Regions from separate parts of the Homo sapiens genome. Here region 2 is linked to region 1. A link is a loop called in an ENCODE intact Hi-C map of the cell type or tissue named here. Cell type or tissue: ascending aorta. All regions are shown on one strand. Each heading gives the region's core, and the rest is flanking DNA. Links, peaks and the distances in the headings are about the cores only. Region 1 holds the start of HNRNPAB (heterogeneous nuclear ribonucleoprotein A/B). Region 2 holds the start of GRK6 (G protein-coupled receptor kinase 6).

What was found. Peaks named below come from ENCODE experiments on the same cell type or tissue, not always from the same donor. Only the 100,000 strongest peaks of a DNase experiment are listed, where the experiment ranks them.
Region 2: it touches region 1 in a loop (4-fold over the local background); 2 of 110 quality-filtered maps call a loop at or near these places.

Annotation. Positions count from the first base shown.
Region 1 is chr5:178,194,408-178,210,251 of GRCh38, reverse strand. It overlaps HNRNPAB (heterogeneous nuclear ribonucleoprotein A/B), which reads right to left and starts at 5,719. Exons shown (of 8, transcript NM_031266.3): 1 at 5,512-5,719; 2 at 5,206-5,437; 3 at 4,242-4,410; 4 at 3,362-3,520; 5 at 3,027-3,158; 6 at 805-922; 7 at 1-120. The coding sequence starts at 5,414. It overlaps PHYKPL (5-phosphohydroxy-L-lysine phospho-lyase), which reads left to right. Exons shown (of 13, transcript NM_153373.4): 13 at 1,337-1,781. RefSeq lists silencers at 4,746-5,155, 5,186-5,295, 5,316-5,535, 5,836-5,905. In ascending aorta, for the core only: no CTCF peak of the experiment used is centred there; DNase peaks (open chromatin) are centred at 2,911, 4,801 and 5,801; H3K4me3 peaks cover 3,743 bases; H3K27ac peaks cover 2,762 bases.
Region 2 is chr5:177,414,546-177,430,389 of GRCh38, reverse strand. It overlaps GRK6 (G protein-coupled receptor kinase 6), which reads right to left and starts at 3,714. Exons shown (of 16, transcript NM_001004106.3): 1 at 3,493-3,714. The coding sequence starts at 3,544. RefSeq lists a silencer at 3,141-3,790 and enhancers at 3,501-4,040, 4,461-4,630. In ascending aorta, for the core only: no CTCF peak of the experiment used is centred there; DNase peaks (open chromatin) are centred at 919, 3,401, 3,939 and 4,359; H3K4me3 peaks cover 2,767 bases; H3K27ac peaks cover 2,194 bases.

The sequences.
Region 1 (15,844 bases), core at 2,245-10,244:
AGCCGTAATAGCCATAGGGCGAGTAGTCGTAGCCGCCATAGCCAGGCCCGTAGCCCTGCTGGTAGCCGTAGCCCTGGTTCCAGTAGTTGCCGTAGCCCTGATTCCAACTCTGACTCTGACCTGTGGGGGGAGCAGGGCACAGGGGCCCGTGGACCATTTAGCATACGCAGGAGCTAGGATGGAGGAAATCCTGCCCTTTGGGGTGGCAGGGTTACTGTGGCAACTCAGGCAGAAGCCAAGGGGCTGCTGTTCTGGTGTATAAGGGCCCTGGGCCCAACCCTGCATCTGAGAGACCCAAGCAGAGGATCAGAGACCAGGATGCTAACTTTACTTGGGGCAAACAAGGCAGCTCACTCACTCAGTCACTCTCTGATCACTCCCACTCTCCTTGGCAGCTTAGCCTTTAAAAAGATGCAGTTCAGGCTTTGGAGTCAGAGGGGCCTGGGATGGAAGGGGATAAATGCCTGGCACAGCTCTGCCCTACCCACCCTTCTGCCTACCTGCTCACAGGTGTACCAGACTCAGGACATCCACAAAGCCAAGACACCCATCACATCCCCTCCCCCAGAGTGTAACACAAATGCTCTCTCTGCCCTGGGCACCCAAGCCATTCCAAGGGGCAGCAGCAGGCAACAGCCTCAAGCATACAGCCCTGACCCAGAGCCGTTCCTATTCCTGTTCGTCCCCAACCTCACACAATCTGCCCACCCCTGCTGCACAGCACCAGAGGGAGCCCCAAGACAGGCTTGGAAGGCTCCATGTAGGCAGGGAAACAGGACCTATCTTCATCCACGTTCCACTCACCTCCACCTCCACCACCACCTCCGCTGCCTCGGTTCCCTCGGTTGCGGTTTCCACGGCCCCCAGAGCCATACTGCTGCTGCTGATAGACTTCTTTGGGCTGGGCCACCTTGATCTCACACTAAAAGTCAAGAGGACAGTGGTCAGGCCAGTAGGACAAACTCAGGGCAGTGACTGCCCAAACACCTTCACTGCGACAAACATCAAATGGTGGATCAGGTCCATTTGCTGAGAAACAAAATATGCTAGTATGGGAGGCCACCTTTGGGCTAAAGCTCATGGAATCCCAACTAAAACCAAAGGCCTTCCAGCAGAGAACCCTTCCGACAGAATGCACTTGAGATGGGCATCTCAGCCCCAGAGCAACTCCGTATCTAATGGAGGCAGGCAACTGGGCCAACTGCAGCCCAGGGGAGCAGAGGACAGGCTGGGACCAGGCACCACACCTTGGTCCTGCTGGGCTAGAGGGTCAGACAAGACTTCTCAGATGAGGGGCCTTAGACAATGAGGTTTTAACATCTTTTTCTCTTTACAGAAGAAACTCATCTCATCCAAATACACGCTATTGAGAAGGCGAGCCTGACCTCCCTCTTACAGATAAAGTCAGCTTTCAGAGGCTCAGGGTGGGGGGGCCTGCCCGAGGCCATAATGCTACCCACCCCCTCCTCCTAACCACTGGTCTGTTGGAATAACCCAGATGTCTGCATCCCCTCAAGTCAGTCAATTTCCTTTCTGTCCACTGGGGGTGGAATGGGGTAGGGTGGGATACTTTAAAGTGCTCCTGCTTAAATAAATTAGACCAGACCAGTGTATTTCTAAAGAAAATCCTGACATGCACACCCATTAAAAATAGTACATTTTACAGTGTCCCAGTCATACTTTTAATTGGCAAATTAAAATAATGCAATCTGATATATTCTATCCTACTAAATTAAAAATACTGAATATAACCAACTAAATATACTTACTCCTAAGACTCACTACCAGTAGTTTCACTTAAACTCTGCCTTAGAGGCTCTTCCCACCCATTTCCCATTATGGCACATAGAGAAAAAGGCCTCTATCACTGTCCACTGGAGTAATAACCACTGCTTCCCCTAACTGCCTCAAAGACTGTCATTTTATAGAAAATTTAAGACTATCCTAATCCACTCTTTCCAAACTCCCAGCCAGGATAGAGACTTCCAGGAGTTCCACCTGTCCCACCTTATCTGGCTGCCAACTCCTGCTCAGAAACAGAACCTGCCACACCCTGCCACTGCAGGCCGCACCCTCAACTCCCAACTGCCAACTTGAAGCCTGAACTACCCTTTCCCTGACCAGAGTTCAGGAGGGGAAGAGCTACACCTCCCTGCACATGAATCCACTCATTTGAAAGCACAACTGACCCTGGATTTAAGCTGGCCAGGACCCTGGGAGATCTTTGGAAGGATTTTTGCCTGGGTTTAGGGTTAACTTAAAGAGGTGCCCAGAAGACCAAGTGAGGCAGTTCATGCCTGTAATCCCAACACTTTACAAGGCCAAGGCAGAGGATGGCTTGAGCCCAGGCAACATGGTGAGACCAGGCTTTAAAAAAACATATGAGCCAGGCATGGTGGTACATGCCTGTGGTCCCAGCTACTCGAGAGGCTGAGATGGGAGGATCCGGTCCGCCCATGAGGTCAAGGTTGCAGTGAGCCATGATTGTGTTACCGCACCCCAGCCTGGACAACAAAGCAAGACTCTGTCTCAAAGCAAAAAAAAAAAAAAAAAAAAAAAAGTGCTCAAAGTGGATGGAAGTGGACAAAGACTTGGTTGTAGAAGGAGGTAGAAAGGCTCTGGAATAAGAAAAACTTCACCACAGAGGAGAATCAGTGAGTTGCAGAAGTTCTAGGATCTTCTGAGACCTTAAACTGCAGGCTTCATACCCCTGGACTCAAGAATCTAGAACTGTCACCTCTAGCTTTAAGTGAGGAGCTAAAGAGGCTACTCAACCTGCTCTATTCACAGAGGCCACCTTCTCCTACCTCCCTCACATCCTGTGTTGTTTATTGGCAGTCCTCCCAGCCTGAGAAGTCTTTCAAGGATTGGAACACTGCCCCAATCAGGGCAGCATACGCTTCAGAGAAATAGTAAAGTCTGACCAACCTGGAGAGCTCCTGCATGAGGCCCAACCCCTAACCCATCCCTCTAAGGGCCAGCTCTCCAGCAGCACAGGAGGCCAAGCAGAGCTGGGAACACCTTACCTTGCTTCCACTGACAGTATGGAACTTTTTCTCCAGAACCTTCTTCACGGGTTCTTCTTCTTTAAAGGTGATAAACACAAAACCTCGTCTTTTGTTCAACTTTGGATCCATTGGCAATTCAATGGCCTCAATCTGCAAAAAGCATAGGCAAACTCAGGCCCAATACCTCCCTACCCCAGAGCATATAGGGGACTCACAGGAGAAAAGACCCCATTGAAGACAGAGGGTGAAAAATAAGCCCTGCCTGGGAGGGTCTAGCCAGCCAAGGATACCAAGGACCAGAAAGAAGGCAGCCTTAGGGGCAGCTGATGGGCTATTCCCAGAGCCACACTCACCTCCCCAAACTCGCCAAAGTACTCCCTGATCTTTTCCTCAGTGGCTTCAGGATTCAGACCCCCAACGAAGATTTTCTTCACCGGGTCCTTCTTCATAGCCATGGCCTTTTTAGGGTCAATGACACGGCCATCCAGCCTGTGCTCCTTCTGGTCTAGGACCTGTTCCAACAGAAAGGGGTCAGGCTGACTCAGCAGCACGAGCCAGACAAGGCCCTTCTCTCTAAGCCATAAAGACACCAGTACAGATACAAACATGTGTTTCACCCCCTCCAAATTCTACCCCAGCTTAACCTCCCAACCCAATTTTCATCAAACCTCAAGTACAGCTGGTTTACCTCGACACCTAGAAAACAGTCCTCACACTTAAGCCTTTGATCATGCTCTTCCTGCCCAAGCAGTCCCAGCGTGAGGCCCATCTCCAGAAGCGAAGCAGCAGGGACTCGGAGCATAGGCTGAAGATGGGCCACAGGGGAAGGAATCCTCCCTCCACTCCCTACTAGCTGTGACCTCTTCTACTTACATTTCTGAGCCTTAGGGTTTTGGTTTTTGTCCTGTAAAATGGGGCTAAAAGCCTATCATACCAATCATGGACTCTCTTGTAATCCTCCCAGATGTTTAGCGCCGTACCCAGAATAGGCACATAAAAGGTAATGAATGTCAACTGTCATCTTCCCGAACCACTCCAGCACATTCTCTCACTCCCAGCTTAATCTGTATTTTCATCCCCTCAAAAACCGGAACATAACCTCCGGCTTTGGGTTTTGCCCAAAGCACTTAAATCACATGCAGACCACACAAACTAGTCATGCTTTAAGAAAGGTGTCCTCTTAGAATTCAAATCGTTTCCACTGAGACTGCTGAAATCCAGTACCCAGCTTACCTTCTCCACACTGGCTGCATCTTTGAACAGGATAAACCCAAACCCTCTTGACCGTCCAGTGTTGGGATCCATTTTTATTGTACAGTCAACGACCTCTCCAAATTTAGTAAAATAGTCTTTTAAATCTTTTTTGCTAGTATCCCAGCTCAGGCCACCAACGAACATTTTTCTGAAATGGTAGGGTGAGACACACGGCAACAAGTCTTGTAAGCAAGCTGTGATTTTGGAAAGGACTGGCCCTGGCAAAGTTCTCACGAAGTCTACAGCTACCCTTAGAGTCTGCAAGGAGCACCTTAGAAAGATGTTAAATCTCCACTACCCTCCAAATTGAACTCAACCAGGACCCTAACGAGGCTTAACAAGGCTCTGCAGCCCCAGCCTGTGAGAAGCAAAGAAGGGACCACCTCACCAGGGGTATGGGACCTAACCACTCATAACTGGAAATTCATGTGTTCTACAACCATGTAGCAAAGGGCCAGCGTCTCCACCAACTCCTGAGAACTCGTTTCAAGGAACTCGATGTTTCCGGGGACCAAGCCCGCCCAGGGTTCAGACCGTGACTCCGCCCCCGGGAGAGGCGGAGGAGGGAGGTCCGGGCCCCGGCTCGCGCCAACTCCGCCCACGCAGCCGCCGGCGCGGCCCAAGACGCCGCCGGGCCCCGGGTCCGAGCGCTTTCCCTCTTCCGGGCCATCCGCCCGCCCCTGCGCCGGCTCCGGCCCTGGCCCTGGCCCTGGCAGCGCGCGAGCGGCCCCGGGGCGGCGCCAAAGTCGACCCAACAAACTCCCGCAAACTCCAGCGCGAGTGGCAGCGCCAGGCCCGGCCCGCGAACGCAGCGGCGACAGTCCGCGGGCCGCACCAGCCCCGACCCGGGCCAGGCCGCCGCCCCTCCCCCCGCCGCGTGGCGCCAACAAAAGGCGGCCCCGGAACAAAGGCGGCGCCCCCGTCCGCCCGCGGCCGCACCTACCCCGCGTCCTCCTCGTTCTTGCTGGCGTTGATCTGGTCGCCCTCGGCGCCGTTCTGATTCCCGCTCGGGGGCGCCGCGGTCGCGCCTCCAGCCCCCGCCGCGGCGCCCGTGCCAGCCCCGGCCGGCGACTCGCCTTCGGGGACGGCCTCATGTCCGTTCTCGGTGGCGCCCGTCGTCTCCATGGGCTGCTCCTCGCCCGCTTCCGACATGCTAGGCCGAGGCGCGGCGGCTCCTGCAACCAGCGGCGACAGCGCGTCAGGCCGGCGCGGCTCCCGCCAGAGCTCCCGCCCGCCGGCCGCCGCTCACCTCGCCGCCGATGACGCCGCGGGGCCCGCTCGTCCCCACCCGCAGGGGAAGGCGCCGCAGGCTCGGCCGCACTCAAGCTCGCGCTGCTGAGGCCTCGCCCCAGTCAGCCCACGGAGCTGCTCCAACTGTGTCTCCTCCTCCTTGGCCGCCGCCGCACGGGAACCCACCGACCAACAGCCAAGCTCCGTCCCGCGCGGTGCCGCCGCCTGACAATGCCGACTCGTGGCGCCCTTTATAATGCCGGAGCCGGGTGCCACATCGCAACAAACTGCACACTCATTGGCTGCTCAAGTCCGTCACTCAACCTAGCTTCAGCGTCCCATTGGCCGCCACGGCGCGCGCGCTCTAGACCTGGGCGGGCTTTGTCCTCATTTTAGAACGCGCGCGAGTCCGGCCGCTACGGAGGGCTCCCGAAGCCGGGCGGGACGGCGCCGGGTCCAGGGCGGCGGGCAGCTACAGCACATCGGTGGGAGGGCCTAATCGGATTGTAAGCTCGTCGAGGCCGCTGGTCTCTTGCTCTCGAGGACTCCATCCCAGCATTGGCAGCCTCCGCCTCCCCATGTCCCAAAAGAGGAAACTGGGCTGGAGAAAGTTTCGCAGCCCAAGGACGCGTGGCTGGAAGTGGCAGAACCCGGGCTTCCGAGGTTGGGCGAGTGGGGTCCTCCAAGGCCCTCAGCACGGGTCGGAGGGATTGGGACTGAACCCGCCATCCCCCTGGACCTTGGTGCCCTCCAAGCCCCGCGCTCGCGCCCTGTCCGTCGCCTCCCCCAGAGATGCTCTGCAGGGACGATGAGACCTTGGTGTTCCCCGGTTCTCTGTCCCCTGGCACCACCTGAACGATTGACATCGCATTTGTACTTTTGTTTACTTAAATTTTTTCCTGTAAATCATTTGTCTTTCTTTTTCTTCCTTTTTATTATTTTTTTTTTTTTGATGGAGTCTTGCTCTTGTCGCCCAGACTGGAGTGCAATGGCGCGATCTCGGCTCACCGCAACCTCCGCCTCCCGGGTTCAAGCGATTCTCCTGTCTCAGCCTCCCGAGTAGCTGGGATTACAGGCATGCGCCACCACGCCCGGCTAATTTTTTTGTTTTTTTAGTAGAGACGGGGTTTCACCATGTTGGCCAGGATGGTCTCGATCTCCTGACCTCGTGATCCGCCCGCCTGGGCCTCCCAAAGTACTGGGATTACAGGCGTGAGCCACCGCGCCCGGCCTTTTTTTTTTTTTTTTTTTTTTTAAACAAATACGGAGGCCGGGCGCGGTGGCTCCCGCCTGTACTCCCAGCACTTTGGGAGGTCCAGGCGGGCGGATCACGAGGTCAGGAGATCGAGACCATCCTGGCGAACATGGTGAAACCCCGTCTCTACTAAAAATACAAAAAAATTAGCCGGGCGTGGTGGTGGGCGCCTGTAGTCCCAGTTACCGGGAGGCTGAGGCAGGAGAATGGCGTGAACCCGGGAGGCGGAGCTTGCAGTGAGCCGAGATCTCGCCACTGCACTCCAGCCTGGGCGACAGAGCGAGACATCGTCTCAAAAACAAAACAAAACAAATACACCACTCGTGAACTCACGAGGTAAAGGACAGGGTGGGGGCGTTGTTCTCTTCCTAATACACAAAACTCCTTTATATTATCTCCTTGACCACAAAATTTTAAAGGCCTCGGTAATCCCGTTATTCCTTTTAATCATATGGGTGGTGGGCCCCAAGGCAAGCAGGATTACAACCTCTGGAGCCTGCAGGTTACCAAATAGCAACCCAGAACACAAGGAACTAGCGTTTCCAGTGGATTCCTGCAGCCAGGACCAGTGTGGTGGGCTGGGCATTCCATTTTCTCTTCTGTATCTTAACAACCAAAGTAAGGTGGTATGGTCACCAATTTTATTTATTTTATTTTTTGACACAAGGTTTTGTTCTGTAACCCAGGCTGGAGTCCAGTGGCACGATCACGGCTTACTGCAGCTTCAACCTCCCGGGCTCAAATGAGCCTCCTGCCTCAGCCTCCCAAGTAGCTGGAACCAGAAACGTGGCCACCACGCCAAGCGAATTTTTTGTAAACACAGGGTCTCCCTATGTTGCCCAGCTAGATCACCAGGTTTTTTTTTTCTTTGAGACGGGGGTCTCGCTCTGTCGCCCAGGCTGGAGTACAGTGGAGCCATCTCAGCTCACAGCAACCTCCACCTCCCAGGTTCTAGCGATTCTCCTGCCTCAGCCTCCTGAGTAGCTGGGATTGCAGGTGTGTTCCACCATGCCGGGCTAATTTTTGTATTTTTAGTAGAGATGGGGTTTTACCATGTTGACCAGGCTGGTCTTGAACTCCTGATCTCAGGTGGATCACCAATTTTAAATGAGAAAACTGAAGTCAAGAGCAGCGGCCCAAAGCTACACAACCAACTCAGGCACTAACTCCACCCAGGCACTGGAGTTGCCCTGAGAATGAAAAATGAAGATACGTGGATTTCAGGCTTCTCTAGGAAAGTCCGAAGATTTAGCTCACACTGTACTGCCTTCCCCCAAAGTAACAATCAAGTGCAGCTGGGATACCCATACCCAGGTGGGCAAGTGCCCTCTGGTTCACCCCAAGGCCACTCTTCACTGTCCCAGGCTAATTCCATAACAGGAAGTCACATATTTCCACACGACCTTACTCATGTCACTGAGATCTGGCAGCAAGGCTTTCAGGGCGGTCTCTAACAAACTGCTCACCCCACCTCCACCCCAGCCCTTGCCAACCCACAGAAATGAGGGCCAGGGCTGTGGCCTGCAGGAGATGATGGGCACAGCTCCCCAAGCAGTGAAGGTAATTCAGGAAATTAAGTTCAAAGTCAAATAGTGTAGGTGCAGCCCAAAGACATTACTGCAGGCATAAATTCCCTTAATCTTCCACGTGGATTTCTTTAGCACGACTCAGAAACACTTTCAGTGACGTGTAAAGTCTGAGGATACAACATTTGGACAGCGCTTAGCAGTTTGCAAAATGCTTTCACCAACCTTGCTTTACTGGAGCTTCAAAATAGCTTTGTGCAGTTACCCATATTTTATACACAAGAATACTGAAACCACAGCTAAAACTGTGGCCATGAAACCAACACGTCCAACTCCACATTGGGGATTGTTTCCAGGGCTCCTGGCTACTGTGGGACAAGGTGTGTCTGAGCTTCTGAGTTCCTTGATGTAAATTAGATCTCCTATCAAAGATCTAATTTATTCTGAGGCTCAGCTGGGCGTGGTGGCTCACGCCCGTAATCCCACCACTTTGGTAAGCCAAGGCAGGAGAATCCCATGAGGCCAGGAGTTTGAGACCAGCCTGAGCAACATGGTGGAACCCCCATCTCTACTAAAAATACAAAAAAAAGTCTGGGCATGGTGGCCCAGGCCTGTAGTCCCCCCTGCTCGGGAGGCTGAGGCACAAGAATCACTCGAACCTGGGAGATGGAGGTTGCATCGAGCCGAGATCGCACCACTACACTCCAGGCTAAGTGACACAGCGAGACTCTGTCTCAAAATAAATAAATAAATAAATAAAGAATCCTGAAGCTCAAATAAGGTAATGGCTTAGAAAACACTTCATAAACTAGAAAGAACTGCAGGCAGGTAGGGGTCAGTCTCAGCAAAAAATAAAAAATGCCGGGCCGGGTGCGGTGGCTCACGCCTGTAATCCCAGCACTTTGGGAGGCCGAGGCAGGCGGATCGAGACCATCCTGGCTAACACGGTGAAACCCTGTCTTTACTAAAAATACAAAAATTAGCCGGGCGTGGTGGGGGGGCGCCTGTAGTCCCAGCTACTCGGGAGGCTGAGGCAGGAGAATGGTGTGAACCCGGGAGGCAGAGCTTGCAGTGAGCCGAGATCGTGCCACTGCACTCCAGCCTGGGGGACAGAGCCAGACTCTGTCTCAAAAAAATGAAATTACATAAATAAATAAATAAAGCCTTCATATTGTATCCAAGGGTGTTTCTGCCAGAGGCAAGGCACCACACTGTTTGGGAAACAGCAGGAAGTCCTTTTGACACAAGCCTCCCTACTTTTGTTATTAGGTTCAGTTACAGACCCTGAGTAGAGGGCAATTCCATGACAGTGAGGTTCTCAAGTCAGCCAGGAGCTCAGTTACCCCTGAAAATCTCTTAAAAGGCCCATAGAGTATACACTCCCTGGGTTTGGGCTATTCAGAATATATGCATAAAATGTGGACAATCTCCAATCTAGGAAAGGACATACACAAAATGCTTTTGGATTGTTTTTTAATTACATGAATTGATTTTTCTCACATTCTTTTTTTCGGTTTTTTGGCTGAGCCTGCAAGGTGGAAGTTGCATGAGTTAACTACAAATATATCGTGCCTCTGCTGTGGCCAACTCCCGCTGCAGCCACTTTCCCCGCTCCACCAAACTCCAGCTCCCCTGCTTCAGAGGAGTCCTCTAGCCAGATGAATCTTTCTAAAACACAAGTCATAAGATCTGAGAGCTACAGTGAAAAAAGGAAAAACTGAAAATGCAAGTCCCATCTTGTCACTACCTCTGTGTGAAAACCCTGGCTGACTTCCCAGTGCTGTCAGGATGAAGTCTTAGCCTTGACTTCGGGTGAATACGAGTGGGACAGACAGTTGGGGCTCCCAGAAATCTGTGCCCCCACCTTGCCAGCCTCCCCTGCTGTGTGGTCTGTGAGTGGAAGAGTTCCTTTCAGGCTGGGGCCATGGAGACTGGGGGCCTTGTCCAGACTTCCCTTCACCCCGCGACCATGTGTTCTACACGGCTGAGCTACCTCATGGAGAAGAGCTGTTCGGCCCACATCAGATTTGACACAAGCTGAAAATGAACCTGTACTGGGCCTGGCACTGAGATTTGGGATTTTTTTTTTCTCTCAAACTGTAGCCTGGCCTACTCTCACCCTCCCACCTGGCCTATAAGGTCCAGCATGAGTCGCCTCAGCTGCACCTCCTTGCCACTCTCCACTCCAGCTGTGCTGAATTTCTTTTACTTCCTAGAACTCACCAGTGCCCTCCTGCCTTTGGGCCTTTTCACCTGCTGTTTTCTCTACCTGGAACAGTCTTCCCAAATGTCACCTAACTACTGTACACATTGGGAGTTGAATTGTGTGCCCCCGCAAAAGACATGTTCACAGCCGGGCATGGTGGCTTACTCCTGTAATCCCAGCATTTTGGGAGGCCGAGGTGGGCGGATCACGAGGTCAGGAGATCGAGACCATCCTGGCTAACAGTGAAACCCCGTCTCTACTAAAAATACAAAAAATTAGCCAGGCGTGGTGGTGGGCACCTGTAGTCCCAGCTACTCAGGAGGCTGAGGCAGGAGAATGGCGTGAACCCGGGAGGTGGAGCTTGCAGTGAGCCAAGATCATGCCACTGCACTCCAGCCTGGGCGACAGAGTGAGACTCCGTCTCAAAAACAAAAAAAAAGTTACGTTCAAATCCTAACTCCTGGTGCCTCTGAATGTGGCCATACTTGGAAATAGTCTTTTCAGGTGGAATCAAGTTAAGATGAGGTCAAACTGGAGTATGAGGATTAAAGGCCCATATGGGAGTAGGGTGGGCCTTTAATCCTGTATGACTGGTGAACTTTGGAGGGGGAAAGACAGACACACGGGAAAAATGCCACATGACCACGGAGGCAGAGATTGCAGTGATGCATCTATAGGCCAAGAAGCACTGAGGATTGCTGGCAACACCGGAAACTAGGAGCGGGGCAAAGATCCTCCCTTGAAGCCTTCAGAGGGAGCACGGGCCCTGCTGACAGCTTGATTTTAGACTTCCAGCCTCAAGAACTGTGAGAGAATACAGCTGGGTTGCTGTAAGCCACCGGGTTGCGGCACTTGATCACAGCAGCCCCAGAAACCAAACACAACATCCAACAGACTTCCTCCTCCTCCTATGGGAAGTGTTGTGTCATACCCCGAGGAAGGGTGCCCCTCAGAACATGGGCCACACTGTTGACATTGACTGTGAGCGCCCTGAGACCCTGCATCGGGTCTGTCTCCTCCACCCTGACTCCTACGGTGGGCACGCCAGTGCCTGCAGAATGAATACGAGATCTTTTTTTTTTTTTTTTTTTTTGAGACAGAGTCTCGCTCTGTTGCCCAGGCTGGAGTGCAGTGGCATGATCTCAGCTCACTGCAACCTCTGCCCCCTGGGTTCAAGCAATTCTCATGCCTCAGTCTCCCGAGTAGCTGGGATTGCAGGTGTGCGCCACCACACCTGGCTAATTTTGTACTTTTAGTAGAGACAGGGTTTCACTGTGTTGGCCAGGCTGCTCGCAAACTCCTGACCTCTGGAGTTCGGCCTCCCAAAGTGCTGGGATTACAGGCGTAAGCCACTTCGCCCAGCCCCAAATCTCATCCTGAATTGTAATCCCCATAATCCCCATGTGTCATTGGAGGGACCTGGTGGGAGGTAATCGAATCGTGGGGGCGGTTTCCCCCATGCTGTTCTAGTGATAGTGAGTACTCACGAGATCTGATGGTTTTATAAGCATCTGGCATTTCCCCTGCTGGCACTCATTCTCTCTCCTGCTGCCCTGTGAAGAGGTGCCTTCCGCCATGATTGTAAGTTTCCTGAGGCCTCCCCACCATGCGGAACTGAGTCAATTAAACCTCTTTCCTTTATAAATTACCAAGTCTCAGGTATTTCCTTATAGCAATGTGAAAACAGACTAATACTGTTTCAAACCAGCACCTTGTGGACTAAAGTTGACTCTTGAACCTACTTGCTTGCCCTGTACAGTGCTTTGTTCTGTTTTTGTTTTTGAGATGAGGTCTCACTGTGTCGCCCAGGCTGGAGTGCAGTCACTATTCACCTGCGTGATTGCAGCTCAGTGTAGCCTCAAACTACTGGCCTCAAGTGATCCTCCCGCTTCAACCTCCCTAGCAGCTGAGACTAAAATTGCACACCACCTCACCCAGTCCTACACAGTGTTTGGCTCATTTGAAAAAATTGTTTGCCAACATTTATGGATTATGACATTTCTTTCATATATACATATACACACATACACATATATATGTGTGTGTATATATACGTATATATGTGTATATGTGTATATATGTGTATATATGTATATATATAATATATACATATATATGCGTATATATGTACACATATATACGTATATATATACATGTATATACATATATATACACACACACATATATATACACATATATGTATATTTTTTAGATGGAGTCTCACTGTGTCGCCCAGGCTGGAGTGCAGTGGCATGATCTTGGCTCACTACAACCTTCACCTCCTGGGTTCAAGCGATTCTTGTGCCTTAGCTTCCCAAGTAGCTGGGATTACAAGCATGCACCACCACGCTAATTTTTGTATTTCTAGTAGAGAAAGGGTTTCCTCATGTTGGCCAGGCAGATCTCGAACTCCTGACCTCGTGATCCACCCGCCTCAGCCTCCCAAAGTGCTAGGATTACAGGTGTGAGCCACCGCGCCCTGCCGGATGATGGCATTTCTACACAAGGTTATACGTCCAGTTACTTTTGAAAAATTGTCAGCTAAGGTCACACTGGGCCACAGTGTCCTGTGTCCAGAATCAGTGGGAGCTGAGTCACAGTGACCCCCAGCGGATGAGGCAGGCACTGTCCAGCTAAACCCAGCCCCCACCATGTTCTAATGTCTTCCTCCAGGGTCCCACTAAACCTATTGACATTGACCAAGAGCATCTGAGATGTGGATCCCTAAGCAGACCTCCATGAAGTTCAGCTTCTTCATCTTTTTTTACATTTTTTCTGAGACAGGGTCTTGCTCTGAGTGCAGTGATGTGATCACGGCTCGCCTCGACCTCCTGGGCTCAAGTGATCCTCCCGTCTCAGCCTCCCACTTAGCTGGGACTACAGGCATGCACCACCACACCCAGCTTATTTATTTATTTAGCTAGGGACAGGGTCTCCCTGTGTTGCCCAGGCTAGTCTCAAACTCCTGGGCTCAAGCCATCTGCCTGCCTTAACTTCCCAAAGGGCTGGGATTACAGGCATGAGCCACAGCTCCCGACCTACTTCATCTTAAAAAAAAAGAGAATGGCACCTGTCTCTCCACCATCCTGCAGGGCTATGGGAGGACGGCTGCTAAGGGTTTAGAACAGCGCCCGCTGTGAGAGCTGCTGTGACTGCTAACAGCAACAGTGGAAGCATCCAAGGGAACATTCCTTTGCCTGCTGACACCCCCAGGCCCCCAGCCACCCCGCAACAATATATCTCAAAATACATCTCAAGTCAAATCCTTGAAACAGACAAGTAAGAGATCTGGAGAGAGAATCTGCTGGCGGCCTCCCTAAAATCACACATTCTTGCCACAGCCACCCCACGCCCTGCTGAGTCTCAGAGGCAGCCTCTGTCCATCAGAAACCAATCAGAAATGGCTAGAGCCCTATACTGGAATCAGTCCTTAATGAAGTATGTGATTCACATACAAAACCCTAATCCTCCCAGTTTCCTGGAGAGCTCACAAAGCTGCACACAGTGGGCACAGCTCACACAGGGGCCCGGCCTCATCTGCAACATTATCCCCTGTGTAGTCTTTGAAACTTCAGACTCCCTGACCTCTGGGGCTGGACTCTCACTTTTATGAAGCATTCTAGGCACCAGTCATTGGGACAGGGACAGATTTTAGGACTCACTACTGCAGATTAGGTGGGGAGAAAGCCTATTAAACCGGGAAATTTCTGTCTCCCTCTGAGAGGCAGCAGTGGCTCCTAAAAGAGGCTTTGTTTATGTTTATGTCTGCATTGCCACTAGGTCAGTGTGGACCTGCGGGCTCTTTCTTTGAGCCTCAGTTTCTTTTTTTCTTTCTTTTTTTTTTTTTTTTTTAGACAGGGTCTTACTCTCTGGCCCAGGCTGGATTGCAATGGTGTGATCTCGGCTCACTGCAACCTCCATCTCCCAAGTTCAAGCGATTCTCCTGCCTCAGCCTCCCTAGTAGCTGGGATTACATGCGCCCGCCACCATGCCCAGCTAATTCTTGTATTTTTAGTAGAGACGGGGTTTCGCCATGTTGGCCAGGCTGGTCTCAAACTCCTGACCTCACGTGATCCACCCACCCCAGCCTCCCAAAGTGCTGGAATTATAGGCATGAGCCACCGTGCCCAGATTGAGCCTCAGTTTCTTTTTTTTTTTTTTTTTTTTTGAGACAGACTCTCACTCTGTCGCCCAGGCTGGAGTGCAGTGGTGCAATCTCGGCTCACTGCAAGCTCCGCCTGCTGGGTTCACACCATTCCCCTGCCTCAGCCTCCGGAGTAGCTGGAACTACAGGCACCCGCCACCATGCCCAGCTAACTTTTTGTATTTTTTTTGGTAGAGATGGGGTTTCACCGTGTTAGCCAGGATGGTCTCAATCTCCTGACCTCGTGATTCGCCCGCCTCGGCCTCCCAAAGTGCTGAGACTACAGGCGTGAGCCACCGTGCCCGGCCGAGCCTCAGTTTCTGATTCCACAACAATTCATCTATTCACTCATGTATTTACTCAATTGAATTGTTGACGCTGCAATTGCCAGCAACATGCCCTTGACCTCCAGGACAGACTGGGTCTGTGAACTCTAAACCCTCATGCATAACTGTCCCTTAAACATCTTTACTGAGGCTAAGCAGGGGTTCTCCAGCAGAGATGGAAAAGAAGGGGTGCAGGCAGAGAAGACGACACAGCTCAGGTTCCAAGCTTGAGAAAGCAGAGGCTGCTTGGAGAACTGCAAGTTGCTCCACACGATGAAGAGGAGCTGGGACAGCGCGGCTGGGCAAGGGCTTTGGGTGCCACGACAAAGGGTTCAGATTTATCCCGCAGGAAACTGGAAGTCAGTGAATACTGCTATGGCGGTGGTCCAGTGGAGGAAATGGGAAGGAGGGGATGAACAGAGACATCGAGGAGGGTGAGTTGGCAGAACGTTGTGTTTGTGTGTGGTGACAACCCCCAACTCCATACATGGAGCAGGATGGGCAATAAGGCTGGAACACTGGACCAGAGCCGCTTGGTGGAGGGCCTTGGACTCAGAGGCTTGCTTCTCTCAAGGAGAAACCCTTTCACCCCCTGCTTCCTTGCTATGCCTCCTGCTGGTGGCACCAATTGTCTTGACCATTTTCTTCTAGTATATTTGTCCCTAAAGGCTAGAGAAGGATCAAGAAATGATGCATTTCCAAGATCAAGTCCAGACCTTTTGGTAACAAAGGCTGGCAGAGGGGAAAGTGAGCAGAGCAGCGCTGGGCTTCCAGCCTCCCCGTGCCAGGTCCTTTCACCTCCTCCACCACACCAGCCTTTGGTCTAATCAGACCCAAGGGAAAGAGACAAGGGGCACTCCGAGGTTTTCATCTTCCTACCCAAGTGCTGAGTCTG
Region 2 (15,844 bases), core at 36-8,035, 780 kb after region 1:
AGGCAGGGGCAAGGGGGCTGGCACCCAGGACTCCCCGTCCCCTGCACACTGGGGCTTCCCCGGTCCCCTGCCTGTCTTGCTTGACCTCGCAGACACCCCATCTGCAGCAGCTGAGGTCACAGCAGCAGTTCGATTGCCTGCAGAGCCCAACAGGTGTGGGAAACGTGGGCCAGATGTGAGATGACCAGGAACAGCGAAGGCCTCTCTGACAGGGCCAGCTGCAGGAGAACGCCAGCTGATTGCTTGATTGCTGCTAGGAGGGTTTCTGGCTCAATGTGGCCAGCTCTTCTGATTTTTTCAAAAGCAGCCGGAATTGCAGACTCTAACATAAAATATTGGCCCCCATTTTGTTTAAAAAAAAAAAAAAACTCACTGCAGCCAAATAAAATGTGTCAGGGAGCTAGCCAAATGTGTGTGGCCTGTGGGCCACCAGGTTGAGGAGGGTGGAAGGGGCCTGAGCCTCCCAGAGCTGGGTCTGAATCTCTGATTCACACTGTGGCCCATCACTCGCTATCTGTGAACCTCAGCTTCTCCATGTGTGTTACGTAGTGAATGGGAGACACTGTCCACATCAAGTAGGGCTGAGTCAAGAGGTGAACCCCAACTCCAACAACGCCATGGCAACCTTAGACAACCACTTTCTCATGCTGGGCCTCAGTTTCCCCTCTGGCTTTCTAGTCCTGTATCCATCTGGCCTGGGTGAGGGCAGGTGGTACAAGGGCAGAAGTTGCCTTCTAGGGAGGGGGCAAGGCTAGGTCCCTAGATGACTCCCCGACCTAAGCTGCCTGGAGAAGGAAGTACTGCAGGGGCCCATTGAGAAACTTGCTAGAGGCCTCCTGCGAACATGCCCTGCAGTCATTGCTTCACTGTGAGTGAGCAACAGACACCCACCCCTCAACCCAGGGCAAGGCCTTCCCAGAAGGGGAACTCCTCCCCCACACCCACAGGTCCCTCACCCAACCCTCCATCCGCCAGCCTCCCACCCTCAGTTACTTCCTCCTCCCCCCTCCCAGCCACATCAAGGCAGCAGCAAAGAGTCACATGCAAATATCCTGTCCTGGGCTGCCCAGTCAGTGGAGCTCTTCCCCACCCTCCCTGTCCCCTTTCAGTGTCCCTGGGCCCCCTCCCCATGCCTCTGAGTGCCTGGGAAGAGAAGGGGTACTGAGGGAGGTCTCAAGCCCCAGCGTTGTCCCACTCCATCCTCACAGCAACTCTGCCAGAGCAGGCCCAATTTTATATGAAAACTGAGATTCTGAAGTGAGGAATCAATTCACCCAAGATGACCAAGCCCAGAGTATACCCAAGATGACCAAGCCCAGAGACCAATCCTGGGTACAGGATTCGTACCCAGCTCCCTATGGCCACAACCCAAGCTCCTTTCCCACCCCAAACATGGCTGGCATCTATTAGGTGCCAACTGTATACACACACCAAGGGTTCCCAAACCCCACCTGGGGCCTCAGATCACTTGAGAAGCCGTCAGGGGCCCCAGCCTCAAGCTCATGAAAAGCCAGTTCATGAGGTGGTTCTGATGCAGCCCGTCCAGGCGCCTGGGCTCAGGACTCAGTGACAATCAGGGTTTCCTTTAGTCTTTATGTCCCACCCCCAACCGTTCCACAAAAAGGGGTACTGAAGTTGAGAAAGAAGAGACATGTTTAAAGTCATGCAGGTCGGCCAGGCGCGGTGGCTCATGCCTATAATCCCAGCAATTAGGGAGGCCAGAGGCAGGCGGATCACTTGAGGTCAGGAGTTCAAGACCAGCCAGGCCAACATGGTGAAACCCATCTGTGCTATAAATACAAAAATTAGCTGGGTGTGGTGGCATGCACCTGTAGTCCCAGCTACTTGGGAGGCTGAGGGAGGAGAGTCACTTGAACCCAGGAGGCGGAGGTTGCAGTGAGCCCTGCACTCCAGCCTGGGTGACACAGTGAGACTCTGTCTCAAAAAAAAGCCATGCAGGTGGGAGGGGCAGAGCCAGGTTGTCGTAAGGGTTCTCTAGTGGAGGTACCAGTCCCCAGTCTGGCCATACCACCCTGTGCCTTGCCCATGGCCTGACAAAGCTTGTCCAAAGGTACCCACACTCTCCGGCCAGGCAGTGCCATCAGCAGGCCTGAGGCCTTAACTGGCTACAGCCCTAGGGAAGAAGGCCTGTTTCGGCCCTCCCCACCCCTCCTCCCTGGCTGGTTGGATGACGAGGCAGAACAGAATCGGCAGATGCCCCCAGAGGCTGGGAGGAAGGCCTAGCCCATGGGCTCGATAAGGGACAGGGGATAAGACAGGCTCCCCAGGCAATGAGGACCCAGCCTGCCATGCCATTTCTGGGCTGCACCTCGCCAGAGCACTTGGTGGGCACGGGGTGCCAGGTGTAGCACCCAGCTGAAAGTTCCTCTGGGCTTCCTATAGACTGTGCCGGTCATCCTGTGTCTTAGGCCCGAGTCAATCACAATCTTGCTGTGTGACTGATGCTAATCCCTGGTTTGAGCCTCAGCTTCCCACATGTAAAATATGGTAGAAAGGTGAAGCAGATGACTTTTTAAGCCTGGAAGCCCAGCAAAGGGTGGAAAAACTGTCACAATCTCCCTCCTTGCCCTGGAGTTCCAAAAAGATGGGTCTTGTTTACTGCTGCTTCCCCAGCACCCTGGAAAAGGTGGGGCAGAGTGGGTGGTCAGTGATCATGTTACTGAGGTGGAGTGTGGCAGGTGGGGGCAGACTGACCACAAGGCAGTGAGGACCCGATCTGGTCCTTCTGTGTCTCCCAGGACCTGCACAGAGCAAGTGCCTGATAACATCTGGGGTGGGAGCCACGAGGAGCTACACACACACTCGGTCCACCAGACTGGTTTCCCCAGCCAGACCTCTGAGCTTACAATACTGACAGAGCAGCATGCTCTGCTCCCACTTCTTTCTGTGTCCGCTAGCCCCACTAGACCATGGGCTCCCTGAGGGCAAATATCCATTCACCTCTGCCCTCAGTGTCCTGAGGCACGGAGCAAGTGGCAGTCCTATAAGTAGCATTTGTGGCCAGGAGTTTCCCCAAGTCAGGTGGGCTGTGCTACGCAGAGGGTCCGTTTATTCATTCTCCAGCTTTACCTATCGCCAACTTTGCGCGGGATTAGGCTAGGGTGCTGGGGTCTGGGCCCCTGGCACGTGGGGCATCTTTACACCTCTCCCCTGGAGGAGGCTTGCCTCTCAGACAGGCTCTCCTGGGGCTCCGGTCCCACCCTTCCCTCTTCGTCTCACCTTCTTTCACTCCTTCACCCCCACCCGCCGCGAGGGCGGCGGCCTGACCCCCGCCCCTTCCTGGGCCCCGAATCCCGGGGGCAGGTGCGGAGGAGGAAGACGACGGGCCGGAAAGGCTCGTGTCTGGGCGGGGTGTAAGGCGCAGGGCCCGCGGGCCTAGGGGATCCGACGGCTGGGTAGCCCTGCGGAGCTCAGACGCAGCGCACTCGCGCTCCACGCACCCGGGCCCGGCCGCCCACCCGGCCGCCTCACCTTCCCGGGCCTTGAGTAGCACCGTGTTCGCTACGATGTTCTCGAGCTCCATGGGCTGTGGCGCCGCCTGGCCCGCCGGGCCGCGCCGCCGGCCGGGATCGCGCGCGAGTGCCGAGGCCGGATGGCGATCGGCGCGGCTCGGCGCGGCTCGGCTCGGCTCGCAGTGACCGCGCCGCGGCCTCCCCGGCCTCCCCGGCCGCCGCAGCCAGCCGCGCACTCTCCGCCCCCTCCCGGGGGCCACCCCGGCGCTGGCCCGCCCTGCCCCGCCCTCTGTTTACCTCATTTGACCAATCACCGGGCAGAAGCTCCCCGCGCCGTCTTCCCATTAGTCTTCCTCTTCATTTTTTCCCCCGCCCCCCCAGCTGGGGACTCGCTCAAAGAAGTACGGGGGCGGGACCAATCACGTCACCTCTTCCTGGTTGGTCTGAGGGCGGGGTTCAGCCCCTAGGTTCGAATTTCTAGGCTTTCGTAGGATACCAAACTGCCAATTAGGGCCGAGCCCTCAGCCGGGACAATGGAGGTGGGTACTCTGGGGCACGCCCAGGAGGCCGAATATGTGATTGGGTGAAGAAGACGTCCGTCATCTCAAGTACTGCATTTTGATTGGGTCGTCGCCTGAAGGTGTGGCCCGGCGGCCTTTGGCTCGCAGACGGCTTTTCTAGGGTTTTGTCGGGGACGCGCTCCGTATCCTGGGCCTCCTGCGGGCTGGCAGCGAGTTTGTTTGGTCCACTTGTGTGGCCGTATTCCCTTGGGTCGGCCCCAATCAGGAGGGCGCACATCGAAAGAGGGAGAGACAGGGAGGAGGCTGCGGCCTCGCAGCCGTTCCCCGACCTCTTGCCCGGTCGCCGCAGGCGCCCCGCCCAGCCCCCGCAGCCGGATGTTGTGATTTCTCTCCACCCACTCGGCCTCGCCTTCCCTCGGCCTCTGCCGCCTTATAAGGCAGCGCTACCACCCCTAGACCTCGGGATGAGTTCACACCCATTATACAGGTGGGGAGCTGAGGCGCCGGACGTCAAGTGGCTGGCTCCAGCCCGAAGACTACGGAGAAAACAAGGCTGAAATCTTACAGCTAATCAACACCTTGTAGCTTAACACCCCGCTTCCTCCACCCCCTACTTCACGCAGCAGGAAACAGGCTTGCCCAAACTCCGCGAGTAAGGCAGAGCCGGATCCATCTAGGCTTCTCTAGTTCCTATGCATTCATTCATCCGAAAATACAGAGCAACACCTCTGTGCCAGGCACCAAGCCAGGTGCTGGAGAACACAGTGATGGCAGCAAGATAGCCAGGCTCCCTGCTTACTTGCTAGAAGTGGAGGGAGCAAGTGAGGGCAGGGTGAGATAAAGGTAATTATTCTGTAAATAAACAAATAGATGGTTTCAGAGAGTGACAACTGCTCTTCGGACGTTAAGAGAGTGTGTGACACTCTCAGGGTGTGACATTTGAGCGGATCCAGTAGAAGCAACAGCAAACGCAGAGGCTCTAAGCCAGACTAAGTGGTGTGTTCAGGGAATAGGAGAAGGCGTCCGCAGCTTCTGGGCCCAGTGGTCTGAGATGAGACAGAAGGAGCAAAGGCACTAGCTAGGTCATGGAGGACTGTGAACACGTCCAGGAGGCTGAAGTGTTTTTGCTAAGTGAAATGTGAAACATTTGAAAGAATGATTTATATTTTAAAAATATCACTCTGGTGGATTCCTAGGGGGCCAAGAGTGGAAGCAGAGCAGTCAGGAGTTTACAGAATTCCAGTAAAGAGATGGTGGTGGCCTGGACCTACAAGGTGGCAATAGAGACGGAGAAAAGTGGATGGATCTAGGATCTAGGGAGTTAAGTACCTTAAAAGAGGGAAACCCTCCTGGCTAATGCGGTGAAACCCCGTCTCTACTAAAAATACAAAAAATTAGCCGGGCATGGTGGCGGGCACCTGTAGTCCCAGCTACTTGGGAGGCTGAGGCAGGAGAATGGTGTGAACCTGGGAGGTGGAGCTTGCAGTGGGCCGAGATCGTGCCAATACACTCCAGCCTGGGCAACAGAGTGAGACTCCGTCTCAAAAAAAAAAAAAAAAAAGGGAAACCCAGGGCCCAGTGGAACATAGGGCAGGTACCTCACTTAGTGAAGGCTGTTGTGTCCAAGTGAAATCTGAAGATTCAGTGAAAATGTGCAGGTTACTGGAGTAGGGAGGGAAAGAGCCTTCTGGACAGAGGGGTATCACATGTTCGAAGTTCCGTAGAGGAAGTCAGGAAGGGCTCCTGCGTTCAGCACCTAAGCATCCAGCTGGGGTTTAAAGGTACACAGTGGTACACAATGGGGTCGACATGGGGGCAAGAAATGAGGCTGAAGTCTCAGGAGGGGCCTGGATCAGGGAGGGCCTTGAGAGCCACCTAAGGAATTTTGGACTTCGTCTTGAAGGTGGTAGGGAGCTCTCACGGAGGTTTTGAGTAGGGTGATCAGATTTGCTTTCATAGAGAGCTCTGGGCTGCACTGTGAAGGATAAGCTGAGGGGAGGGGGCTGGCTTGTTGTTGTTTTAGTTCCCAACATCTGAAGCCCTTCCCGTTTGAGAAGAATCCTATGAGATGTGGAGGCAGACCCTGCCTTCAACTCAGGAAATCAAAGAAGGGAGGTAGAATTTTTTCTCCCAGGTCTCTGGTAGCTGGAGCACAATTCCAATGTTTCCAACCAGGTCTTTGAATCTAGAGCATGTGACCGGCACAAGACATCAGGGGGATCATTTAGAATTCACTGTGGAGGCCGTGGAGGTTGGGGGAGGCAAGGAAGGCAGTCAAGCTAGGCCCTTCCTGGGGGAGGGGGATTCAGCAAGCCCCCCAGGCTGCCCCATCCATTCCTCATCTGCTTAGTTACTCAGAATTGGCTTCCTTGTCTGCAAGCCAAGTATCCTAAGACAGGTGAGAGACCTTTTAGAAGGAACTTTTAGAGAGAGGAATGATGGTGCCCTATGCTGGGGCAGTGGCCAGGACATGCAGACAGGTGGACAGATGGAGACCTGGCATGTAGCTGGCATGAACAGGACATGGCAATAGATAAGAGGTGAAGAGGAGATGTCACTCAGGAAATTTCGTTCCAGCTCTTTAAGCCATTTTCCACCTACAGCCAAAGTGATATTTTTAAAAGGGAAAATTGGCTAAGCATGGTGGCTCATGCCTGTAATCCCAGAACTTTGGGAGGCCAAGGCAGGCTGATCACCTGAGCTCAGGAGTTCGAGACCACCCTGGCCAACATGGTGAAACCCCATCTCTACTAAAATATAAAAAATTAGCCGGGCATGGTGGTGCGGGCCTGTAGTCCCAGCTACTCAGGAGGCTGAGGCATGAGAATCGCTTAAGCCCTGGAGGTGGAGGTTGCAGTGAGCCAAGATCATGCCAGTGCATTCCAGCTTGGGCAACAGAGCGAGACTCCATCTCAAAAATAAATAAATAAATAAGAGGGAAAATCTGCCACCAACCATCTGAGATGTGCACATCTAGGAATCTATCTTACAAATATCATTGCACTTAGTCGGGTGCTGTGGCTCACGCCTGTAATCCTAGCACCTTGGGAGGCCGAGGTGGGTGGATCACGAGGGAAGGAGTCTGAGAACAGCCTGGCCAACATGGCAAAACCTATCTCTACTAAAATTTAAAAAAATTCACCAGGTGTGGTGGCGGGTGCCTGTAATCCCAGCTACTTGAGAGGCTGAGGCAGGAGAATCGCTTGAACCTGGGAGACGGAGGTTGCAGTGAACTGAGATCGTGCCATTGCACTCTAGCCTGGGGGACAGAGTAAGACTCTGTCTCAAAAGAAACAAATATCGTTGCACTCAAGCAAAATAAGAAATGCTTAAGGCTGGTGGGGCCTGGTGGCTCACACCTGTAATCCCAATACTTTGGGAGGCAGAGGCGGGAGGATCACTTGAGACCAGGAGTTCAAGACCAGCCTGGCCAACATGGCAAAACCCCATGTCTACTAAAAGTCCAAAACTTAGCCAGGTGCAGAGGTTGCAGTGAGCGGAGATTGTGCCACTGCACTCCAGCGTGGATGACAGAGTGAGACTCTGTCTCAAAAAAAAAAAAAAAAAAAGAAATGTTTAAGGCTATTCATTGCAGCATTGTCCAAAAAGATGGATCATACTAATTGTCCTTAATAGAGACTGATTAAGTAAAATGTCCTTTCCTACCCAGGAATACGATGTAGCTATTTAAAAAAAAAGCGTGGAAGTGCTTGTATACTGATATAAACAATCTCCAAGATATATTGTTAAGTGGAAAAAATCAGGGTGCAGAACAGTGTGTAAGGCTTGCATAAGAAGTGTCTGGGCTGGGCACAGTGGCTCAGCCTGTAATCCCAGCACTTTGGGAGGCCGAGGCGGGCGGATCACCTGAGGTCAAGAGTTCAAGACCAGCCTGGCCAACATGGGGAAAGCCCATCTCTACTAAAAAACACAAAGATTAGCTGGGAATGGTAATCCTAGCTACTCAGGAGGCTGAGGCAGGAGAATTGGTTGAACCCAGGAGGTAGAGGTTGCAGTAAGCAGAGATGTTGCACTCCAGCCTGGGTGACAGAGTGAGACTCTGTCTCAAAAAAAAGGAAGGGTCTGGATAGATTAGGTTCTGCTGCAGTAACAAACAATCCCAAGTTTAAGTGACCTAAAGCAACAAAAGTTCATTTCCTGCATACACCACATGTCTAACACAGCTTGTTGGGTGGTGGGGTGGCACTACACATAGTAGTCACTCAGGGCCCCAGCGTAGTAGGGGCTTCATTGCAGTTTGTGCTTCTACAATGGCAGGTGGTGAAAGGAAATGGGAAATTTGGTAAATCATACAATAGTCCTTAAAGCTCGCACCCAAAAGTGACACAAGTCACTTCTGCTCACATTTCATTGGTCAAAGCAAACCACATGGCCACAAGTAGCTTTCAAGGGGTGGGGAGAAGGGCTGGCATGGTGGCTCATGCCTGTAATCCCTGCACTTTGGGAGGCCAAGGCTGGTGGATCACCTGAGGTCAGGAGTTTGAGACCAGACCGGCCAACATGGTGAAAACCTGTCTCTACTAAAAATACAAAAATTAGCCAGGCGTGGTGTTGTGCACCTGTAGTCCCAGCTACTTGGGAGGCTGGGGTGGGAGAATCGCTGGAACTCAGGAGGCAGAGGCTGCAGTGAGCCGAGATCGTTCCACTGCACTCCAGCCTGGGAGATAGAGTGAGACTCTGTCTCAATAAATAAATAAATAAATAAAGGAGTGGGGAGACACAACATTACTATGGCAGATTATATTTTCTAAAGATGAGTGTAACAATGCATTCCCATCCCATGGGCACCTCTGCAATGGAACCTTGCCACCCCCACAGCAAGAGATAGAGTTTAATTTCCCTCCCCTTGAATTTGGTCTGACCTTAATGACTCTCTTGTCATCGGTAGAATATGGTGGAAATGATGCAGAGTGAAGTCTGAGGCCAGGTCAGGAAAGGCCATATGGCCTGGCTGTCATAAAATGCCGGCTCCCCAGAACTGTCCTCTTGGGCTCTTTCCTCACAGTCAGCTGCTGCTGTGAGAAGCCCTAGCCAAATGGAGAGGCCACATGTGTGTGCTCTACTGTGGTTGACAATCCCAGCTGAGCCCAGGACGCTGGGATGATCCAGTCATCCCACCCCCAGCACCAGACATGTGAGTGAAGAAGCCTCCATATGATAATTCTAACCCCTGGCAATTTGAGTCACCCCCAGCCATGCAAGTATCCAGCTGAGGTCCCTGGCATCTTCCCTGCTGAGTCCTGCCTGAATTCCTGACCCACAGAATCCATGAGCATGATAAAACAGGCCACTAAGTTTGGAGTAGTTTATAATGCAGAAGCAGGTACCTGGCATCACTCCTATAGGCCTGGAAGGATAAAAGAATTGGAAATGTTTGGTGAACAACACTAACAACCACCACAGACAGTTTTGCTTATATATATGTTGCCACCTTGGGAAGGCCACGTGAGGCAGCAGAAATGCTGCTTGCATCTGGGAAGGGGTAGTTAAATGGCTGGGGATGGGGGTGGGAGGGAGGTTTTTCACCTCCCTTTTTGCACCTTTAATCTTGCATTGTGTGACTGGATGGCCTGTCTTAAAAACAATCAGCCGGATCCTGTCACTCTTACTCAGAACTCTCCAGTGGCTGCCTGTGGTAGGCAACCTCTAAGGTACCCCTGCCACCACGGATCTCTGCTTCTTCCTGGTCCGTGGATCTCTGCTTCTTCCTGGTCCGTGGATCTCTGCTTCTTCCTGGTCCGTGGATCTCTGCTTCTTCCTGGTCCGTGGATCTCTGCTTCTTCCTGGTCCGTGGATCTCTGCTTCTTCCTGGTATTCACAGCCTTAAGATCCCCTTAAGTGTCAGGTGGACCTCCTGACTCACTTTTTTTTTTTTTGAGATGGAGTTTTGCTCTCCTTACCCAGGCTGGGGTGCAATGGCATGATCTCAGCTCACTGCAACCTCCACCTCCTGGGTTCATGCAATTCTCCTGCCTCAGCCTCCCGGGTAGCTGGAATTAAAGGCACTCACCACCACGCCTGGCTAATTTTTTGTATTTTTAGTAGAGACGGGGTTTCACCATGTGGCCAGGCTGGTCTCAAACTCCTGATCCGCCCGTCTCGGTCTCCCAAAGTGCTGGGATTACAGGTGTGAGCCACTACACCCGGCATTTTTTCTTTTTCTTTTTTTCTTTTTTTTTGTTTTTGAGATGGAGTCTCGCTCTGTGGAAGTCTCGCTCTGTTGCCAGGCTGGAGTACGGTGGCTTGATCTCCACTCACTGCAACCTCTGCCTCCCAGGTTCAAGCAATTCTCCTGCCTCAGCCTCCCGAGTAGCTGGGACTACAGGCGCGTGCCACTACGCCCAGTTAATTTTTGTAGAGATGGGGTTTCACCATGTTGGCCAGGCTGGTTTTGAACTCCTGACCTCAAGTGATCTGCCCATCTCTGCCTCCCAAAGTGCTGGGATTACAGGCGTGAGCCACCAGGCCTGGCCTGCCCCCGGCCTTTTCTTTTTTTCAGAGTCTCGCTCTGTCGCCCAGGCTGGAGTGCAGTGGTGCAATCTCGGCTCACTGCAAACTCCGCCTCCCGGGTTTAAGCAATTCTCCTGCCTCAGCCTCCGGAGTAGCTGGGATTACAGGCGCTGCCCACTACGCCTGGTTAATTTTTGTATTTTTAGTATAGATGAGGTTTCACCATGTTAGCCAGGCTGGTTTCAAACTCCTGACCTTGGGTGATCTGCCTGCTTCGGCTTCCCAAAGTGCTGGGATTTCAGGCGTGAGCCACTGGGCCGGGCCACGTTTTTTTTCCCTAAGAGACAGGGTCTTGCTCTGTCACTCAGGCTCGATCACAGCTTACTGCAGCCTCCACCTCCTGGGCCCAATCGATCAGCCTACATCAGCCTCCCGAGTAGCTGGGACTACATGCGCATGCCACCATACCCAACTAATTAATTTTTTTGTAGAGATAGGGTCTCCCTCTGTTGCCCAGGCTGGTCTCAAACTCCTGGCTCAAGCAATCCTCCCTCCCTGGCCTCCTAAAGTCTTGGGATTACAGGCATGAGCCATGGCACCCAGCTTGACTCACTTCCAATGGAAGGAATGCAGCCAAAGTGATGGAATGTCATTTCCAACATGAGATTACTAAAAGATTGTGGCTACCATCTTACGTAACTCCTCTTGCTCCCTCACTGGCTCAGTCTGAGAGAAACCACCTGTTAGGTTGTGAGATGGAGAGACCCTATGTGGCAGGCAACTGATGTCTCTAGCCAACAGCTTTGTAAGTGAACTTGGAAGTGGATCCTTCCCCCGGCAGCCTCAGCTGACCCTCCGATGCAGCCTTGTGAGAGATGCTGATCCAGTGGCACTCAGTTAAAAAGTGCCGGGTTCCTGACCCATAGAAACTGTGACCCATAAATATCTTTTTTAAAAAGAGTTTATGGCCGGGAGTGGTGGCTCACACCTGTAATCCCAGCACTTTGGGACGCCAAGGTGGGTGGATCACCTGAGGTCAGGAGTTCAAGACCAGCCTGACCAATATAGAGAAACCCCATCTCTACTAAAAATACAAAATTAGCCAGGCGTGGTGGCACATGCCTGTAATCCCAGCGACTCAGGAGGCTGAGGCGGGAGAATTGCTTGAACCCGGGAGGCAGAGGTTGCGGTGAGCCGAGATCGTGCCATTGCACTCCAGCCTGGGCAACAAGAGAGAAACTCTGTCTCAAAAAAATAAAATAAAAGCTTAATTGGCCAGGAGCAGTGGCTCACGCCTGTAATCCCAGCACTTTGGAAGGCCAAGGCAGGCCAATCATGAGGTCAGGAGTTCGAGACTAGCCTCGCCAACATAGTGAAACCCCATCTCTACTAAAAATATAAAAATTAGCCAGGTGTTGTGGTGGGCACTTGTAGTCCCAACTACTTGGGAGGCTGAGGCAGGAGAATCCCTTGAACCTAGGAGGCAGAGGTTGCAGTGAGCCAAAATCGTGTCACTATACACTCCAGCCTAGGCAACAGAGCGAGACTCTGTCTCAAAAAAAAAAAAAAAAAAAGAGTTTAATTGATGTGAGGCTGGCCCACGTGAGAGAACTGGAGTTATCATTGAAATCAGTCTCCATAAATGTCATTTTAAGCTGCTAAATTTTGGGACAATTTGTTATGCAGCCATAGATAATTAATACACTTCTCATTACACTTAAAAAATAAAACCTCCTTGAGGCTGCAGTGAGCCATGATCATACCATTGCACTCCAGCCTGGGTAACAGAGCAAGAACTGTCTCCAAAAAAATAAATAAATAAATAAATAATAATTTAAAAAAACCTCCTGTAGTCCCAGCTACTTGGGAGGATGAGGTGGGAGGCTCACTTGATCCTAGGATTTCAAGGCCAGCCTGGGCAACAACATAGTGAGACTTAGCTCTACAAAAAATAAACAATTAAAATGTTAAAAACCCTATGTTCTTCCCCGTGGCCCACAATGGCCCAACTTGATCCGGGCCCTGCTTCCCTCTCCAGCGTTATTTCATGCCCTCTCCTTCTCATTCGGTGTGCACCAGCAGCCACACGCTGAGCTTCTTCCTGCTTCCATCAGGAGCTGCACTGTCCAACATGGTAGCACCTAGTCACATGTGGCTACTTAAATTAATTAAATTTGGCCGGGTGCGGTGGCTCATGCCTGTAATCCCAGCATTTTGGGAGGGCGAGGTGGGTGGATCACCTGAAGTCAGGAGTTCAAGACCAGCCTGGCCAACATGGTGAAAACCGTTTCTACTAAAAATACAAAAATTAGGCGGGTGTGGTGGCAGGCACCTGTAATCCCAGCTACTTGGGAGGCTGAGGCAGGAGAATTGCTTGAACCCGGGAGGCGGAAGTTGAAGTGAGCCAAGATCGTGCCATTGCACTCCAGCCTGGGCGACAAGAGCGAGACTCCATCTCAAAAAAAAAAAAAGACTGTATCTCAACAGTTCAACAGTCTGACTGGGGAAGCAACAGTACCACCAGCCAAGGTGTGAAGGATGGCAGGCTGGGTACCTTCTGATCCCCCCAACGTCTCCTTGAACAGGCAGTTCTGCAACCACATGAAATCTATGTCCCAAGTCCCTGCTAAAGAGGAAGTGGGGGCCGGGCATGGTGGCTCACACCTGTAATCCCAGCACTTCAGGAGGCCGAGGTGGGCAGATCACAAGGTCAGGAATTTGAGACCATCCTGACCAACATGGTGAAACCCCGTCTCTACCAAAAATACAAAAATTAGCTGGATGTGGTGGCAGGTGCATGTAATCCCAGCTACTCAGGAGGCTGAGGGAGAATCGCTTGAACCTGGGAGGCGAAGGTTGCAGTGAGCCGAGATCGTGCCATTGCACTCCAGCCTGGGAGACAGAGCGAGACTCTGTCTCAAAAAAATAAAAATAAAGAGGAAGGGGATTTGTGTGTGTCTGTGTGTATCCAGAAACCTGTGAGCAGGACTCAATGGTTTCTCATCCCATGGACCCACCGCCCAGCTGCAGAAAGACAGAAGCCAGGTCAAGGGGACACTGCCTTTCTGCTCTGGTCTACAGCAATTGGTGGAAGACAGCCAGATGTGCAAGAAGATCTGGGGACAAGTGTGCAGAAATTATAGAGAAAAATGTATCCACATTGGAAAGTTTCTTTGTACACCTCTATGGATTGAGCTCCAACCACACGCCAGGCTCTGCCTTTTCACATGCAATCCCATTCAAACACCTCAACAAGTCTACCAGACAGCATGAGTGCCCATCCCTCCCTACAGAGATGTGGCAATGCAGATTGAGAGAGGCCGAGCTCCTTAGCCGTCATCACACTGCGGGGCGGTGGCCAAGGTGGGAGTGGAAGCCTTCCTGACTCAAGTCCAGTGCTTCCCTACCCTGCTTCTAAGGTCAGTATTTTCCCGTCCTTTAAACTACTGACTTACCCATCATGATCACATGAAGGGGTTTGTTTTGTTTTGTTTTGTTTTGGGAACTTCCTGGTAACAGTGTATGAAGTCTGGCAGCATAAGTTAGGACTTTTGGTTGAAACTAAAATTAGCTCAGGCAAAAAAAGGAATTTTGGGGTTCAGGTAACAGAAAAGCATAGGTGGTGGTTCTGACTTCAAGCGTCTCTGGATGCTGGGTCTCAAATGGTGTCATTCAAAATCTGTCTTTTTCTTTTTCTTTTTCTTTTTTTTTTTTTGAGATGGAGTCTCACTCTGTCACCAGGCCGGAGTGGAGTGGCGCAATCTCGGCTCACTGCAACCTCTGCCTCCCTGGTTCAAGCAATTCTCCTGCCTCAGCGTCCTGAGTAGCTGGGATTACAGTTGCGTGCCACCACTCCAGGCTAATTTTTTTTTTTTTTTTTTTTTTTAGTAGAGACGGGGTTTCACCATGTTGGCCAGGATGGTCTCGATCTCTTGACCTCGTGATCCACCCGCCTTGGCCTCCCAAAGTGCTGGGATTACAGACGTGAGCCACGATGCCCGGCCTAAAATCTGTCTTTTTCATACCCTGGCTCCACTCTTTTTTTTTTTTTTTTTTTGAGACGGAGTCTTACTCTTTTGCCAGTCTGGAGTGCAGTGATGCAATCTCAGCTCACTGCAGCCTCTGCCTCCCAGGTTCAAACAATTCTCCTGCCTCAGCCTCCCAGGTAGCTGGGGTTACAGGCGCGCCACTACACCCGGCTAATTTTTTTGTATTTTTAGTACAGGCAGAGTTTCACCATGTTGGCCAGGCTGGTTTCGAACTCCTGACCTCAGATGATCCATCCACCTCAGCCTCCCAAAGTGCTGGGAATACAGGCGTGAGCCACTGCACCCAGCGCCCATACCCTGGCTCTGCTTTTAATCTTTATTATCTTTATTCTCAGGTAGGTTCTCCCTCTGAGATGTTAAAGATGGCTGCCAGCAGCTCCAGGCTCATTTGTTAGGAATGTGACAACCTCCATGGAAAGAGAAGGCCTCTAGCTTTATAATTCCAGCAAAAATCCTGGGGCTGCCTCTCACTGGTTCGATGTGGGTTAGGTGTTCTTTTTTTTTTTCTTTTGAGATAGAGTCTGGCTCTGTCGTCCAGGCTAGAGTGCAGTGGTGCGATCTTGGCTCACTGCAACCTCTGCCTTCTAGGCTCAAGCCATCATCCCACCTCAGCCTCCTAGGTAGCTGGGACCACAGGCGTGCACCACCACGCCCACCTAATTCAGGTGTTCATTTGAACCAATCGCTGAAGACAGAGGTGGTGTTCCGATTGGCCAGGTCTAGATCAAATGCCCACTCCACCCTCAGCCAAGGGATAGGGTAGGCTTTATTTTATGTATATTGACGCAGGGTGGGGAGGAGCGATTCCCCAAAGAAACAATGAGGGCCATTTCTAGAAGCAGGGAGAATGAATGGTAAACAGGAAATGATAGACATCCATCACAGGCTCTCAAATTATGTTTCACAGCTGTAGCTACCTTGAATTTTCTGGAAGTCAAAGAAGGGGCAGTAGAAATTGAGAGAGATGGAGAGATTTGAGAAATATTTATGTAGCCTGGTGCGGTGGCTCATACCTGTAATCTCAGCACTTTGGGAAGCTGAGGTTGAGGAGATAGCTTGAGCCCAGGAGTTTGAGACCAACCTGGGGAACACAGTGACACCTCACCTCTACAAAAAATTAAAAAATTAGCTGGGTGTGGTGCTGCACGTCTGTATCCCAGCTACTTAGGAGGCTGAGGTGGGAGGATTGCTTAGAGCCTGGGATGCTAAGGCTGCAGTGAGCCATGATCACGTCACTGCACTCTAGCCTGAGCAACAGACTGACACCCTGCCTCAAAAAAGAAAAAAAAGAAAAATATTTAAATAGTGGAATGAACAGAACTAGGTGGCT